Regions from separate parts of the Homo sapiens genome. Here region 2 is linked to region 1. A link is an interaction called in ENCODE POLR2A ChIA-PET data of the cell type or tissue named here. Cell type or tissue: GM12878. All regions are shown on one strand.

Evidence for each region. ChIA-PET counts read pairs that join two places held together with the same protein. Peaks named below come from ENCODE experiments on the same cell type or tissue, not always from the same donor. Only the 100,000 strongest peaks of a DNase experiment are listed, where the experiment ranks them.
Region 2: POLR2A ChIA-PET joins it to region 1 with 5 read pairs; 3 of 35 experiments call an interaction of 5 or more read pairs at or near these places.

The regions. Positions count from the first base shown.
Region 1 is chr3:112,457,701-112,465,700 of GRCh38, forward strand. BTLA (B and T lymphocyte associated) reads right to left here. Exons shown (of 5, transcript NM_181780.4): 5 at 6,266-8,000. Among named protein-coding and RNA genes, the nearest start is that of BTLA, 38 kb to the right of the region's middle. RefSeq lists an enhancer at 5,815-5,954. In GM12878, no CTCF peak of the experiment used is centred here; DNase peaks (open chromatin) are centred at 2,291, 3,091, 5,782 and 6,791; H3K4me3 peaks cover 3,963 bases; H3K27ac peaks cover 7,534 bases.
Region 2 is chr3:112,360,078-112,368,077 of GRCh38, forward strand. CD200 (CD200 molecule) reads left to right here. Exons shown (of 6, transcript NM_005944.7): 6 at 1,466-2,735. The coding sequence ends at 1,473. Among named protein-coding and RNA genes, the nearest start is that of CD200, 31 kb to the left of the region's middle. In GM12878, no CTCF peak of the experiment used is centred here; a DNase peak (open chromatin) is centred at 4,421; H3K4me3 peaks cover 770 bases; H3K27ac peaks cover 3,292 bases.

The sequences.
Region 1 (8,000 bases):
AAAGAGTTTAAAACTAGGACATTTTGTGTGATATGTGGGTTTTAACAAATGGAAGACACTCTGGTTTTCCCAAGACCACTAAGGTGCATTTTTAGCTTACAGATGACGAAACTTACCCTTAACTGCAATTTTGGTTCAATGGTTTATTCCTAAGTCCTTGAGTCTCTTCTTTCTTTGACTTTGTCACTGTTTCTCCTGTTTTTCCAACATATCGATGCTTCTCCAGGGGCAGGGAGCTGTGGTGAAATATGTCAGGTCTGCCTAAGCTCCATAACTTCTCCCATCACTGTTGTTAGGAACCTCTAGATTCTCTAATTCTTCAATTCTCTTCTCCTGACAAATCTGAATACTTGTTTTTATCTGGAGATTTAAGCCCATCTCAGTCTAGGACACAGTCTGAAGGGGAATTATGTTAGAGACTCCTGCATTAAAATGCAGTTGGCTCAGAATCCAGCCTTTTTCATGCTGTTGGGCTCTGTGCTAGTTTCTCATACTACTTGTCTAATCTCTGGACATTGTCATTTAGATTCCTGACCTCCTGATTGTAGACTGCTCATTTTTGTCTCCTCCTGTGCATAGTCAACCTGATGACCATCTTGTACTCTGTCCTTGCCATGAGCGTATTATTTCTCCAATGTAGTGCCATATTTTTGCCTAGTTCAATTCCTTCCTTCTACTGATGGCCCAACGCTGATAACTGGGCAATTGCAAGCATCACCACTCTTAAGCAGGGCTTAATGAGACAATCCTGAGATGGTTTCAGCACAGATCCAAGGCTTTCTTATGCATACTACAGAGTCTAGAACAATCCCAAATTCTTCTCCATTGCTCCTCAAGTTGGTGCTGTGGTAAGAACATAGGTTCTGGAATCAGATTACTAGGTTGGGATTTAGTTTCTATCACTTATTAGTGATGAGAACTTGGACAAGTTACTTGATGACTGTGTGCCTCAGTTTCCTGATCAGTAGAATGAGAATGATAACCGCTTACTTCATAAGGTGACTGTGAGAATTAAACAAGTTGTACATTTAAAAGACTTAGAGCAGTGTTTGGCACATAGACAAGCAATAAATAAATGGTAGATATCAATTGTTATAAACATTTTATTATTGTCAAGGGATCATCAAGAATTACAAGAGGTAAAATATTGTGGAGTGCTTATAAATATATGATTACGAGCCATAGAAAGCCCTAAAGCATAGGTCTCAATTTCATATAGCAGTTAGTCAATCTGTGGGCCAGCTCCACTATTACTTGGAATACTTCCTTGGAAGAGATTGACTATAATACTTCTTAATTTGAACTTTTTAACTTTTTTTTTGAAAGATGCATAATAAACACCAATATTATTCAAATAAACTTAGGAATCATATGTTGTCCAATCACATTATAGCATACTATTCAAAGAAAACACACATTTCCAAAAGTTTAAAGAACAACGCAGTCTGTCATTATCCAGTTTGGAGCTAACATTTTTAATTGTTTTAAGGTAGATTGTCAATGGCAAATAAGAAAGTTTGAGGTTTCTAACCTCTATTTGGTTGTGACCTCATAGGGTTTGCTAAAATTCTACTCAATACTGTTCTTCCTTGTATTTAACCCCAAATAAAATCATTTATCAACTGTTAAACATAAGACTTGGATAAGTTTTAATAACATTGTCTAAAATAAAAATAAATTTTATGCCTTTATCAGCATGTCAGTTGTGCACATCTGTGATAGCCAAGAAGCTTAAAGAGAAAATCGTTGCCAATAGATCTTTCACAATGTTTTGTATAATATACAGGAAAGAACTTTGGCTACCTACATTGTATTTAAGTGGCAATTACAACCAAAATTGGTGTTATATTTTGTAATTCCCTCCCCATAACCTACTCTACAGCCACTGGCTGCCTGGCCAACAATCTCAGAATGTGCCATCCTGTTTTGAATGGCTCTTTTCTGCACTTAAAATTCTCTCCTCCCTTTTTTCTGGCTCTAAGAGAAGGCACAAATGACATTTTTTGACTTCCCTGAAAGAAGTAGTTGTTTCTTGTTTTTAATTCATTCAGTTCAGTAATTTAACATTCAGCAATTACTTACCATATTCCCAATCTAGGAAAAAGTCATTGTTTCTCTTTCCTCATGTTCTCACTTTAGCTTTGATATAAGGTCCTCCTATGATCTGCCCTCTTGCAGGCTTCTCCTTACAGAAAGAGGATTGATTTAACATACTGGTGTGATGGGCAGAGCTTCTCACCCTTTTAACCACATTAACCTCTGAAAGAACGTCTTGCATCAAAGGCAAGGAGGTTGTAGTTATATCTCTGACCCTCATCTGCAATCAAGGAAACTTGAAGCAGGCTGACATTCCCCACATGACTGGCTAGGTATCTTTCTGTAGACATAACTCTCCTATAAAGGGGTCCCAAAGTCAAGCAAGTTTAGATGGGGGAATGGGTAGGAAACACATTTTGGTTTGGGGCCCAAGCTGTGCTTGTCAATCCATCTTTATTATTAATATTATCCCCAATCTGACTCTTCCATTTTTCAGTTGGCTAACAATCTGTAGAGCCAGAAGAATGTGATTATTTAGGGTTCCCTCAAAACCCTCAGTCTCAGAAACATGAACTCTACTACAGTGAACAATATACATAGTTCTTATACTCAAGAAACTTAATATTCGATGGTGTTTTCACAACATTTTGCACCTATCTCCACAACAGAATTCAACAATGAGATTATAATTTTTTGTTTAACTTCTACTTCTTCATCTATACCATAAGCAGTGTCAGGCAGGAATGAAATCTTTCTCAACCATACTAACCTCAGAACCTAGCAAACTGGTAGGTGCTAATAGGTGGTTATAAATTGGGTGCAGATAAAACAATTGCCATGGAATGTTTCACCTGACCAACTTCAAAATAAGGGCCTGATTTTAAAGATTAACCCACAGAACTTATTTTTGAAACTGTAAGTTGATTTCTAGCACAGGACTTTCAGTTCTCATGTTCTCAGGTTTAGCAAAACTTCTATAAAATAGTACTGTGCTCTCTCACTTGTCATTTTTACTTTGTGGCCTTTCCTGTTTCTGCCTAAAATAGAACTTTCTAAATTAGTCTATCCTATAAATGTGACTTGGAGTCCTACCACACCTGACTTTGGGTGGGGAAAGATGGGTTCATAAAGGTTAAGTGGAACACAAGATTCACAAACATCAAAGTGCATACTGATTATCTGAAGATCTTGCTAAAATGTCGATACTTATTTAGCATGTGAAGGCTGAGATTCTACATACTAACAAGCTCCCAAAGGATTCCCATGTTACTGATTTGAGGGCCATCTTTTGAGTATCAAGAGAGTAGATGACTCACTTTGCAAACACAGTCATTCATTAATTAAACATTATTTAATCATAATATGCGCCAAACACTGAGCTAAAAAACTGAGGAAGAATGTGACATAGTCCTTGCTCATAAGAAGCCCACAGTCTAATATTATAGGAAACATAATAAGAAATAAGTGCTATGAATTATACTGAGAGGAAGAGAAGCCACATACTGAAATAAATTGTTTGCCAGTGGGAGCTAAACAAATGGCACACATGGATGTAAAGATGGAGAAAATAGACCCTGGAGACTGTGGAGATAGTGGGGAGGAGCTGAGGGTTGAAAAATTCCTACTGGATACAATGCCCAGTGTTTTGGTGATGGGTATACTACAAGCCCAACACTCACCATTATACATGTAATACCCATGTAACAAACATGCACATATACCCCTTGAATCTAAAATTTAAAAAAGAAAAAAAAAAAGACTACATGCAATCTAGAAAAAGAGACATATTTGATAAAGGTTGTTATCAAAACTATACAGAGAACTCTTAAAATTCAACAAGAAAATGAACAACCCAGTTAAACAATGGGCAAAAGATCTGAACAGACACCTCACTAAAGAGGATACATGGATTACAAATAACTATATGAAAAGATGCACAACAGTGTATGTCATTAGGGAATTCCAAATTAAAATAATGAGATACCACTACACACCTATTCGAATGGCAAAATTCCAAAACACTGACAACACTAAATGCTGGTTAGGATGTGAAATAACAGTAAGTCTCATTTATTGCCGGTGAAAATACAAAATGGTACAGTTACTTTGGAAGATATTTTGACAATTTCTTACAAAACTCAACATACTCTTACCATACAATCCAGCCATCATCCTCCTTGGTATTTACCCAAAGGAGTTGAAAATTGAAATGTGAGTCATAACCATAACAATGCTGTCTCACACCTGTCAGAATGGCTACTATTAAAAAGTCAAAAAATAAGACACTGGTGAGGTTGCGAAGAAAAGGGAACACTTATACACTGTTGGTGAGAGTGTAAATTAGTTTAACCATTGTGGAAAGCAGTGTGGCAATTCCTCAAAGAGCTGAAAACAGAACTACCATTTGACCCAGCAATCCCATTACTGGGTATATATCCAAAGGAATATAAATTGTTCTGTTTTAAAGACAAATACATGCTTATGTTCACTGTAGCACTACTCACAATAGCAAAGCATGGAATCAACCAAATGTCCATTAATGGAAGACTGGATAAAGAAAATGTGGTACATATACACCATGAAACACTATGCAGCCATGAAAAAGAATGAGATCATGTCCTTTTCAGGAACATCGATGGAACTAGAAGCCATTACCCTTAGCAAACTAAAGACTATTGCATGTTCTCACTTATAAGTGGGAGCTAAATGGCCGGGCGCAGTGGCTCAAGCCTGTAATCCCAGCACTTTGGGAGGCCAAGGTGGGCGGATCACAAGGTCAGGAGATCGAGACCATCCTGGCTAACAGGGTGAAACCCCGTCTCTACTAAAAAATACAAAAAAAAATTAGAAAATTAGCCAAGCGTGGTGGCGGGTGCCTGTAGTCCCAGCTACTCGGGAGGCTGAGGCAGGAGAATGGCGTGAACCCGGGAGGCAGAGCTTGCAGTGAGCCGAGATCACGCCACTGCACTCCAGCCTGGGGGACAGAGCGAGACTCCGTCTCAAAAAAAAAAATAAAAAATTAAAAAAAAAATAAGTGGGAGCTAAATGATGAGAACACATGGAAATATAGAGGGGAACAACAGACATTAAGGCCCACTAGAGGGTGGAGAGTGGGAGGAGGGAGAAGATCAGATAAAATAACTAATGGGTACTAATAGGCTTAATACTTGGGTGATAAAATAATCTATACAACAAACTTTCCATGACACTGGTTTACCTGTATAACAAATCTGCCCATGTACCCCTGAATTTCAAATTGAAGTTTTTCTAAAACCCTGCACACAAATGTTTAGAGCAGTTTTATTCATAATTGTCAAAACTTGGAAGCAACAAAAATGTCCTTCAGTAGATGAACAGATAAACTGTGGTACATTCTGACAGTGGAATATTATTCACCATTAAAAAGAAATGAACTATCAAGCCATGATAAGACATGGGGGAAACTTAAATGCATATTACTAAGTGAAAGAAGCAAATCTGAAAAGGCTACATGGGGCATGATGCCAACTGTACGGCACTCTGGAAAAGGCAAAGCAATAGAGGCAGTGGTTGTCAGGGGCTTGGAGGGAGTGATAAATGAGTAGAGCACAGAGGATTTTTAGGACAGTGAAACTATTCTGTAAATCACTATAATGGTGGATACAAGTCATTATACATGTCAAAACCCAAAGAACTGCAAGTGTGAACCCTCATGTAACCCATGAACTTTGGTTGATAATGACATGTCAATTCTAGTTACTGATTGTAACAAAGGCACCACTGAAGTACAGGATGTTGATGATGGGAGAAACTGTGCATGTGTGGGGGAAGACGGTATAGAAACTCTCAATGCTCACCGCTTAGCTTTGCTGAACCTAAAAGTGCTCTGAAAAAAGTTTATATATTTAGCAAAATAGATATGATCGCGCCAGAGAATTCATTCTGGGGACTAGATAGTTTTGGTTGGTGCACAAAACTGATCAAATAAACCACATATACCAAACCTAGCCTCTACTAGTTTTCTCAAATTGTGGACACTGGGAAACATATTAAAATTGGTTGGCATGTCTTTTAAAGATGATGATTAAAGAGCCATTTTCTAGACCTCCTGAATCAGAATTTCTTAGTGCTGCAAGTTAATAGTCTGCAGTTTAGCAAGTTATTCGGGTCGCTTTTATGTGTCAGGGGGTTTAAGAATCAGTATTCTATTCATGTCCACACATTTTGGGGTACAAAATCAGATGCCAAATTGATTTCAAATAAGTTTTAATAACTTTACCTTCTCATTGAGCACAATCACAAGCTTAAAATTTGTGAAAAACCATTAAATTATCTACATATTCTTTTTCTCAAACCCTCTATAAACTAATGAAATAAGCCATGTAAATAATAGTGAAGTAGAGTCATTTGGGAAAATGCATGTATGTCTCTGACACCATTTTGAAAAGGAATAAAAACATAAATGATTTGTGATTTTGGCAAACAGTACAAATATATTAATACATCTTAGAGATGAAATCATTATCAGCATTATCTTTACTATAAGACATACTAAGGATATTTTAAATAAGACAGAAATATTTTGCTTTTAAGTTTGAGAGAATCATGAAGGAACTGTTCAATTTCGTGTGTTCATCTGATAAGAGGACAGCTAAATGTATCCTCCCCATATTTCCTGTTTCTATTTTTAAGAATACCACAAGCAGCTATTCTAACATGTCTTTCTTACATAAGTTGTCCACAAATGCAGCCTGGCTAAAACAGCCTATCTCGAATTGGTTGCTTGAAATTCTAGGTGTAATTGGCAAAATAACAGTGACTCAAAAGAATATTTGCACCCCCAAATCTAAGGAGCTAAAACTTAATGCCAGTGTTACTTAAGAAAATCTCTCCACCACAAAACCTCAGTTTTGTCTTTTTGTATATATACCCCACTTGTATTCTAAACTCCATAATTTCACATATTATTTTCTTTAATGACCCATTTACTCTAGTATTTTGAGCTTCATAAGCAAACTGAAAATATAATGTCAATTTGATCAGTTTCTCGTGCACCATTTCTGTTGTCACCCACCCCACCTAACACACACACACACACACACACACACACACATCACATTCCTTTGTGCAGCAGCTCAGCTCACATATTTGTTGAAATGGATTTTAACCTTTGCTATCCACTTTGTATGAAGACTATTACATTATTCAGTAGCAGCACCTGAGAATTCGAATAGCCTCAAACTGTTGAATAAAATTATAGGCTATTTTTGAAATAGTTTAACTCAAGTACTTTGGAAAGTCCAAAAATCTGAATCCATCTTTTGCTATACTCTTAAGTGGCTGCAACCTCAGTATTTTAAAATAAATGATTAGCAAACTAAAATATGTCACTACAGATGATTTGCCCTGATTCCTTAGTAAGAAGAACAGCAAGATGCAGATGTGGTGAATGAAAGCAAATTGACCCCTACAGACCAATTAAATATTCTGGGTTTTCCTCCATTCCATTAATTGCACTTTAACTTGCTATCAAGTCAAGCATGAAGCAGTTTAAGCTATCTTCACTTGCCCAGTGATACCTATTCTGACTAACTTTTAAACTATTCAGATGCCCATAAGTATATTAATTCAGCAGCATTATGTCACATTCCTATCCATTAGTCTATGTGACCCAGTGAGTCTCTACTTTCCTCATAAATGTGCTATACGTTGACTGCTCCATTAATACCTATATTTGCTTATCAATCTAACAGAGTAGATATAAGCATTTGTTTGCCAGGTATGTGGAACATCTACCCTATATCCAATTGGTATATTCTATATTTTTATTGCACCATTTATTATTTTCATTTTCTTACATCAAGCCTAAAATGATTTCTCCTTTGCATTTAAGAAACACCATTCTTAGACTGACACAGCAAAAATTTCTTATTTTGGAAGACTGACTTGAAATATACAATCATTACTGTATTTATGGTTGGTTA
Region 2 (8,000 bases), 98 kb before region 1:
AGCACTTTGGGAGGCTGAGGCAGGCAGATCACCTGAGGTCAGGAGTTCAAGACCAGCCTGGCCAACATAGTGAAACCCCATCTCTACTGAAAATATGAAAATTAGCCGGGCATAGTGGCATGTGCCTGTACTCCCAGCTACTCAGGAGGCTGAGGCAGGAGAATCACTTGAACCTAGGAGGTGGAGGTTACAGGGAGCAGAGATTGCGCCACTGCACTCTAGCTTGGTTGACACAGTGAGACTTCATCTAAAAAAAATATATATATATATGTATATATTTTAGAGCAGTGTTACTCCCAATATGGTCTGAGGATGGTTGCCCATCCAAGAAGTGTTCTTTACTAGTCTGAAGTAAAATAAGTACATAACTGAGAAAAAATGCTTACACTCTATGATAAGAATTTGACAGTAATTTTATATCTGTTAAATCTGATAATTTAAAAATGAATTATGTTATTTTATGTCATTTTTCTAGTAATTCGTTTTTACTATTGAAATTGAAAAATATTGAGCCATGTTGGGAGAAGATGGTCTTTCCATGGTCCATTGATATCTGATGTTAGAAATATTGGGCAGGATCTAAAATGTGCAGAACTTTGCAGGTTCTGGTAAACAATTACCTAAGATTACACAGAGAGTGAGAGGTGGTGCCAAGATAAAATTCCAAGTCTTTTACTTCATCGTCTATGTGCCTTGAGAGGTTTCCAGGCTCCCAGTATGTGCCAGAAAGCCACTAGCCCTTGGAAAGGCCTCTACTTCGTGACCATTTCTACCCTGACATCCAGTGAGTTATTATCCATCAGAAACAAAGCTTACAAATAGAATACATTTTGATCATTTGGAATTTTTGAACATATTCCTTTACTTGTAGTCTTAGGTGATTTTCTAAACCATTATTTCCTAGGATTACGTATGCCCTTTTATTTTTGCTTCAGTTTTGTTTTTGTTTTTGGTTGTTGTTGTTTTGTTGTTTTTAGAGATAGTGTCTTGCTATATTGCCTGGGGCTGGAGTGCGGTGGTGAGATCATAGCTCACTGCAGCCCCAATCTCCTGAGCTCAAGTTATCCTCACGCCTCAGCCTCCTGAGTAGCTGGGACTACAGGTGCATGCCACCATGTCCAGCTATTTTTTTTTTTATTTTTATTTTTTGTAGAGACAAGGTCTTACTATGTTGCCCAGACTGGTCTTGAACTTCTGGGCTCAAATGATCCTCCCGCCTCGGCCTCCTAAAACACTGGGCTTACAGCCACAAGCCACTGCATCCAGCCTACTTTTGTTCTTGTAAAGAGTCATAGTCCCCTCACACCATACTGGGTCAGAAATGTCTACTTCTTTATCTTTGCCAATGAATATACACTAGAATAACTCTGTGTTTCTTAATCTCTCTATTATTTATCTTCTTAAAATGTATTATGATAGAATTTACAAGTGTCCAAAGTTAATACCTTGTTTTTCTTTTATCCAGAGCCCTAAATAAGTCACACAGCACCCTGAAAGTGATTCCCTGGTCTACTTGAATTTGACACAAGAGAAAAGCAGGAGGAAAAGGGGCCATTCTCCAAAGGACCTGAAAGAGCAAAAGAGGTGGGAGCGAAAGCCTTAAGGATCCCACGACTTTTTACTGCCATCTGAGCTACTCAGTGTTTGAATCCCAAGAGGAAGTCAGTTTACCTCTCAGGTCTGTTGTAGGACTTGATTTTGTAAAGCAATGCCATGTTATGTGGTTGAAAGGGCACTGGACTTAGTTAGTATCAGGAGCACTGAGCTCACAGACTGACTTGGGCTCCTACTGGTGGGGACCTCTGTTAGTCACTTTACCTCATCCAAAGTATAAAGGAATTGGACCAAATAATTTACCACATAGCTCTAAAACTTAATTTAAAATGTAATTCCAGAAAAAAAAAGGGAATAAGCAAAGGGGGAAGAATTGAAAGAGAGAGAGAAGAAAGAATACAGAGAGCTTACCTTTTGCCTTTCTGTTGATGTTACATCTCTTCTTCCTATGTTCTTAGGTCTATGAGTCTGTTTCCCCATCATTTGGTATCTAGTCCAGTTCCTGCTTACTGCTTTGCTAATAGCTGGCCTTGCTAGAATCCTTGGTTTCACTGCTGTTCTTCATGTGCTTCTATGAGATTTACTCCAACACAAATAGGACTGAATTTATTGTGAAGTAACATTGGCAATCTTAACTTATTCATTTAACTTATTTTTATAGCTAGATAAATATTGTTAGTCTTAGACAATAGCTCACATTTTTTGAGAAGCATGCCCTCCCTGTCCATTTGTCTTATAACATGACCCAGCCCTATTTTACGTCATTCTAAATTCAGCCTCATATAATGAAAATACATTATGAAAACAGATGTTTAGGAGATTTCCTGTATAGCAGTCAGCCAATTCATATGCTTTGTCTCTGCTGGCTTCTTTTTCCATGCGTTAACTTTTCCCAATAGCAGAGGAGGCAAATATGAGCATACAATCCCTTTGTTCTAAAGATATTGTTCCAGCTAGTGGAATGATGTTGAATCTTTAATAACCATAATTAGTTGCTTTTTCAGTATCTTCTGCTTTGTCTGTGTCTATCCAGTGGCCTAGGAATTAAAGTGTAAGTTGTTTTCGCTGTTAAATTGGATATTTATATATATATATAGCAAGATTTTCATGTGTTATTTAATTCTGTATTGTTTCTTATATTTGTAGTAAAATATTGAACAATTAAAAGTGTTGACTCCAAATATTTGGCTTATGATATTCTCTTGGGAAATGTGGAAATGAATGATAATCCTTGTCTTTTCCCATCATATGTAAAACCCTCCCCTCCTCTCTATCTTTCCCCTCCTAAAAGATGAGCTGGGCTGGGCGCGGTGGCTCAAGCCTGCAATCCCAGTACTTTGGGAGGCCGAGGCGGGCGGATCTCGAGGTCAGGAGATCGAGACCATCCTGGCTAACACGGTGAAACCCCGTCTCTACTAAAAATACAAAAAATTAGCCGGGCGCCTATAGTCCCAGCTACTCGGGAGGCTGAGGCAGGAGAATGGCGTGAACCCAGGAGGCGGAGCTTGCAGTGAGCCGAGATAGCGCCACTGCACTCCAGCCTGGGCAACAGAGCGAGACTCGGTCTCAAAAAAAAAAAAAAAAAAAAAAAGATAAGCTGGTGTTTCTGACTAATCACAAAAACACAAATCAGATGTCTGGCCGGTGTGAGCTCCTTTGAGTTGGTGCCTATGTCCTTTTGACATGACCCTGTCAGTTCTGCAGCACTTCTTTATATGTGTTCTTTTGATTTTGCTTTTAGATACCAACCTTTGCAGACAGATTAGCTCACATAGTTTTGAATTTAGTGGGAACCAACCCCTTGTATTTTGCTGTATTTCTAGTATCTCTGCTAAATTGGTACTAGATCAGGCAGGATGACTTAATGCAACAGTTCTTAAACATTTTGGTCTTAGGACCCCTTTATGCATTTGAAAACATCATTGAGGATCCCAAAGAGCTTTTTCTGTAATGTGAATTATATCTGTTGATATTTATCATATTTGAAATTAAAACTGATAAAATTTAAATACAAAAATGTGTAACCATATATCCTATTAGCCATCAGAGTGATGCCAACATCAAACATCATATAGCTTCTGGAAGACTTCAGAGCACATTTATTAGAGAATGAGAGTGAAAAAGTCAAATAATTTATTGGTGTTATCATGACAATAATTTTTTGATTATGTGGACCCCCTGAGATGGTCTTAGGGACAATGCTAAAGACTACTGTTTTAAAGTATTGGCAAAGAAGAAAACCACCTTATGGGAAGATTTCATGAGTCTTTCTCAAAGGAACTCCTTGCTAAACATCTATCTTCATGGTACCTAAGCATTTCACCTTTTAACCAGGACTTTAGGCCATTGTATTACTGGGAGCTCCTCCTCAAAATGCAGAGAAAGCTCAAAGACTAATTTTTATCTATTGTTAATAATTCAATTTAAATTGGCTTATTAAATGGCTTTTCAGTTACTTTTCAGGATGTTGAGATACTTGGACTTAGGATAGGTATGTTTTATGGGGAAGACTTGGGAGGTTATAGAGAAATAAAGGGGAGAAGGAAAGGGTAATTGAGAGCATGCCTCTCTGCTGAGAAGGTGGCTCCATGTGGAACACCACAGCCTTGCTTTCTCCTCTATGTCTCCTGCCCTCTCACCCTGGCTGGCTGCTCACCAACCCTTCCATACTTATCCTAAACTTTCAACTATGGGTGCTTTTTTGTATTTGTGAATTAGAAAGAGGTAGCTTGGGCTTTGCATATTTAAGCAGATTGGGAAAGTTGTAAACTTTTGAGTCCCTTAGAATAACTCAGTCATGTATTTCTCTTCTTAGTAAAAATTCAGAAAAATTCCAGAGTAGTGCAAACCTGCTTAGAGAGAGGAGAAAACAGAAGAAGACTGTTGTGTTTAACTGAAACTGAAACTGCAAATGAAGGGGTTTTTTTGTCATTTTATGTTTTCTTTTTGGTTTGTATTCCTCAATCCGTGCCTTGATAACAATTCATAAATCTAGGTTCAAAGAGTACAAAATCCATATTACTACTAGGAATCATAAGGCTTTGATTAAAATAATTTTTTTGAACTTTCTTCTATGGCTATTCTGAGCTCAGAAAGAGTATTTTATTTAATTTTTGTTGTAGAGACAGGGTCTCACTGTGTCACCCAGGCTGGAGTGCAGTGGTGCCATCATAGCTCACTGCAGCCTTGAAATCCTGGGTTCAAGCGATCCTCCTGCCTCATACTCCTGAGTAGCTAGGACTACAGGCACACATCACCATGCCTAGCTAACTTTTTATTTTTTGTTGAGATAAGGTCTCACTATGATGCCCAGGCTTGTCTCAAATTCCTGGCTTCAAGAAATCCTCCTGTCTGGGATTAAAGAGGTGAGTGACTTTGCTCGGCCTTTGCCTTTTAAAATAAAGCTTCTTAAATTATTTCTTCACAGCGGTGATATTTTTATTTTTTGTTTGTTCTCAAAATATTCCAGATTTGATTTCATCCTTCCCTCCACAGTTGCTCAGGCTAATAATTCACTTGCACAAAGTCACATAGAGCAGTGACTCAATCCAAGCAAACCAACATTTACACAGATGTCATAATCATTTGTCTTGTGAGGTCCTGAAGGTAATTAACCCCATTTTTGTAGGTGTGAAAAATCATACTTTTCAGTGACTTCATACTTTTCAGTGACTTTCATACTTTTCAGCGACTTTCTTCCAGTAGCATTGTAAATGTGTTTTTGGCCAAAACTCCAACTCAGAAATCCCAGCTTCCTGTCTAGTGAACTCTCTTTTCTGCCCACCCTGCAGTGATTTATCTCAATCTTACTTGCCAGCGTAACCTATTTGTTCTGTACTTATATTCAGAATCCAGCTCCTACCTCCATTCTTACACCTGACCCAAACCATTATTATTTGTTTCCTAGATCATTGTTATTGCTTTCTAATTAATCTTCATGCTTCCGTGTTCTTCCTCTTTCAGTCTATTCGAAACATAACTGTTCTAAAATATGTCAAGTCAAATCACATAATTCTCCTGCCTAAAATTTCCAAGTGCTTCCCATCTCACCTAGAATACAAGCCAAAGTCTTTACGTGGGCTATAAGGCTCTAGACAATGGGCTCACTGATAATCTCTGAAGTCACCTCCTACTCTCTCTCCTGATCACTAGTCTGCCGGCTATTTCACCAACATTTCAGACATGTTTCCATCTCAGAGCCTTGGCATTTCCTCTTCTCTCTGCCTGGAATGTTCTTTCTGCAGGTACCTGCATGGCTCATATGACTTTTCCCCTGAAAAACACTCCATAGATACCCCAAAGATACTTTAATACTTTTAACCGGACTCATATTAGTCTAGATAGTGGGACACTTATCTCAGAAATTTGAAACTCAAAAAGAGAGAGAGTTGTGTGTTTCTAGGAGTAGCTTTTATGTTCCAGTGCAGTTACAGAGGCACTGAAGCCCAGCTGCTCAGGTGAAGCATTTCAATTACCACATGATTCTGGATCTGGTTGTGTTTAGCTCAGTAACTTGTATACATGTTAGTTTATTTTCTAATAAATCAGAGACAATATTGCAAATACATTCAGCCCTCCCTATCTGTGGGTTCCACATTTGTGGAGTCAACCAATCACGGATAAAAAATATCTGAAAAAAAAAACAAGAATAAAAATAATACAAATTTAAAAACAATACAGTATAACAACTATTTGTATAATATTTACATTGTAATAGGTTTATAAGTAATCTAGAGATGATTTAAAGTATGTGGGAAAATGTGCATAGGTGATATGAATATACTATGCCCTTTTATATTAGGAACTTGAGCATCTGCAGATTTAGGTATCCATGGAGGTCCTGGAACCAATCTCCTGAGGAAACCGCTCAGCAGAGAAAACCATTTCCTAAGTTTATATATCTATATTCAGGACCTGAGAGCTTACCAAAACTTTCCTGAATCGCTTTACCTTATGTGAGGTTCAGTGTTCCCATCACTGGTGTTTGATGTCCCTCCAACTACTTTGGCAGTGAGAAGGTACTCATCCTGTTTGAGAGATAATATGCACAGTTTTGAGGTTACACTTTATTCTGGAGAATCCCTTTTCCATTGCATAGATTTCCCTTGGCTAGAGTTGTTTTGTTTTCAACAGCATGTTTTTTAGCTTTGGATCTTGAGGAGAGAGAGCAGGAGAGCCAATAAACAAGTCTGGGGAGGGGAACGTTTCCAGATACGTCAGGTTAAAAATAACAAACCAAAAACCATGAACCACTCATTACAAAGCCAGATTTGAATGAATTTCCATTCACTCTCATGAAGTTTCAAAAGCTAAATATATTGGAGAGAACATTTCAACAGTGGTGAAAAGATGAAAAGAAAGAAAACAAGTAACTTTACATGATTGGATCACCATTTTTGTTTCATTTATTTAACCAAGAGATGGAATAGAGGTGCTGATATTATTAGGTGAAGGTTGTGATAATTTTATACCAAATAAATATATAATTTTCTTGTCATAAACTTTATGTTTTAATGAGTGGTTTTCATTAGAAAGTGACACTGCATTTCTCATCATTAGATTATGTGTTTCTGCCAGTAGCAGTTATGTTGATCAGAACAACAGCATGTGTCTCACAATAGATAGCATTTATCAAGCACCATTTTAGGCATCTCACTGTACTGGGTCCTGAGAGGTATTTGCAGAGGAAGACACTACTAAAAATCCTGGTTCTGAAGAAATTAAATATTTAATAAAGGACGAAATAAATCTACCTGCATGTATTATTTAGAAATGACTTGTGGAAATTCATGAAGTACTATCATGAATAGAAAATGAAATTCAGAAATATGTTATTTGTTGTTTTCTTCTTTCTCTTCCTTCTTTCCTTTCCTTCTTTTTTCTTTTTTCTCTTTCTTTCTTTCTTTTTCTTTCTTTCTTTCCCTTTCTTACAGAGCCTCACTCTTGTTGCCCAGGCTGCAGTGCAGTGGCACGATCTTGGCTCACTGAAACCTCTGTCTCCCAGGTTCAAGTGATTCTCCTGCCTCAGCCTTCCGAGTAGTCGGGATTACAGGCGTGTGCCACCACACCCAGCTAATTTTTGTATTTTCAGTAGAGACGGGGTTTTGCCATGTCGGCCAGGCTGGTCTTGAACTCCTGACCTCAAGTGATCCACCTGCCTCGGCCTCCCAAAGTGCTGGGATTACAGGTGTGAGCCACTGTGCCCAGCCAGAAATATGTTTATTATAATTCAATTTATATTTTGATTCTACATAATTACAGATGTAATGCTATGATATTTTGGGTATGGATGATAGGGAATAAAATTGGCATACATCGATCGTTGTTGAAATTGATGCCTTTATATTCTCCTCTTTATTTTGGTGTATGTTTGAAAATCTTATAATCCAAAGTTTAAAAAATACTCATATCTTACTTTGCTAAGCAAGAACACTAGTATCTCCTTT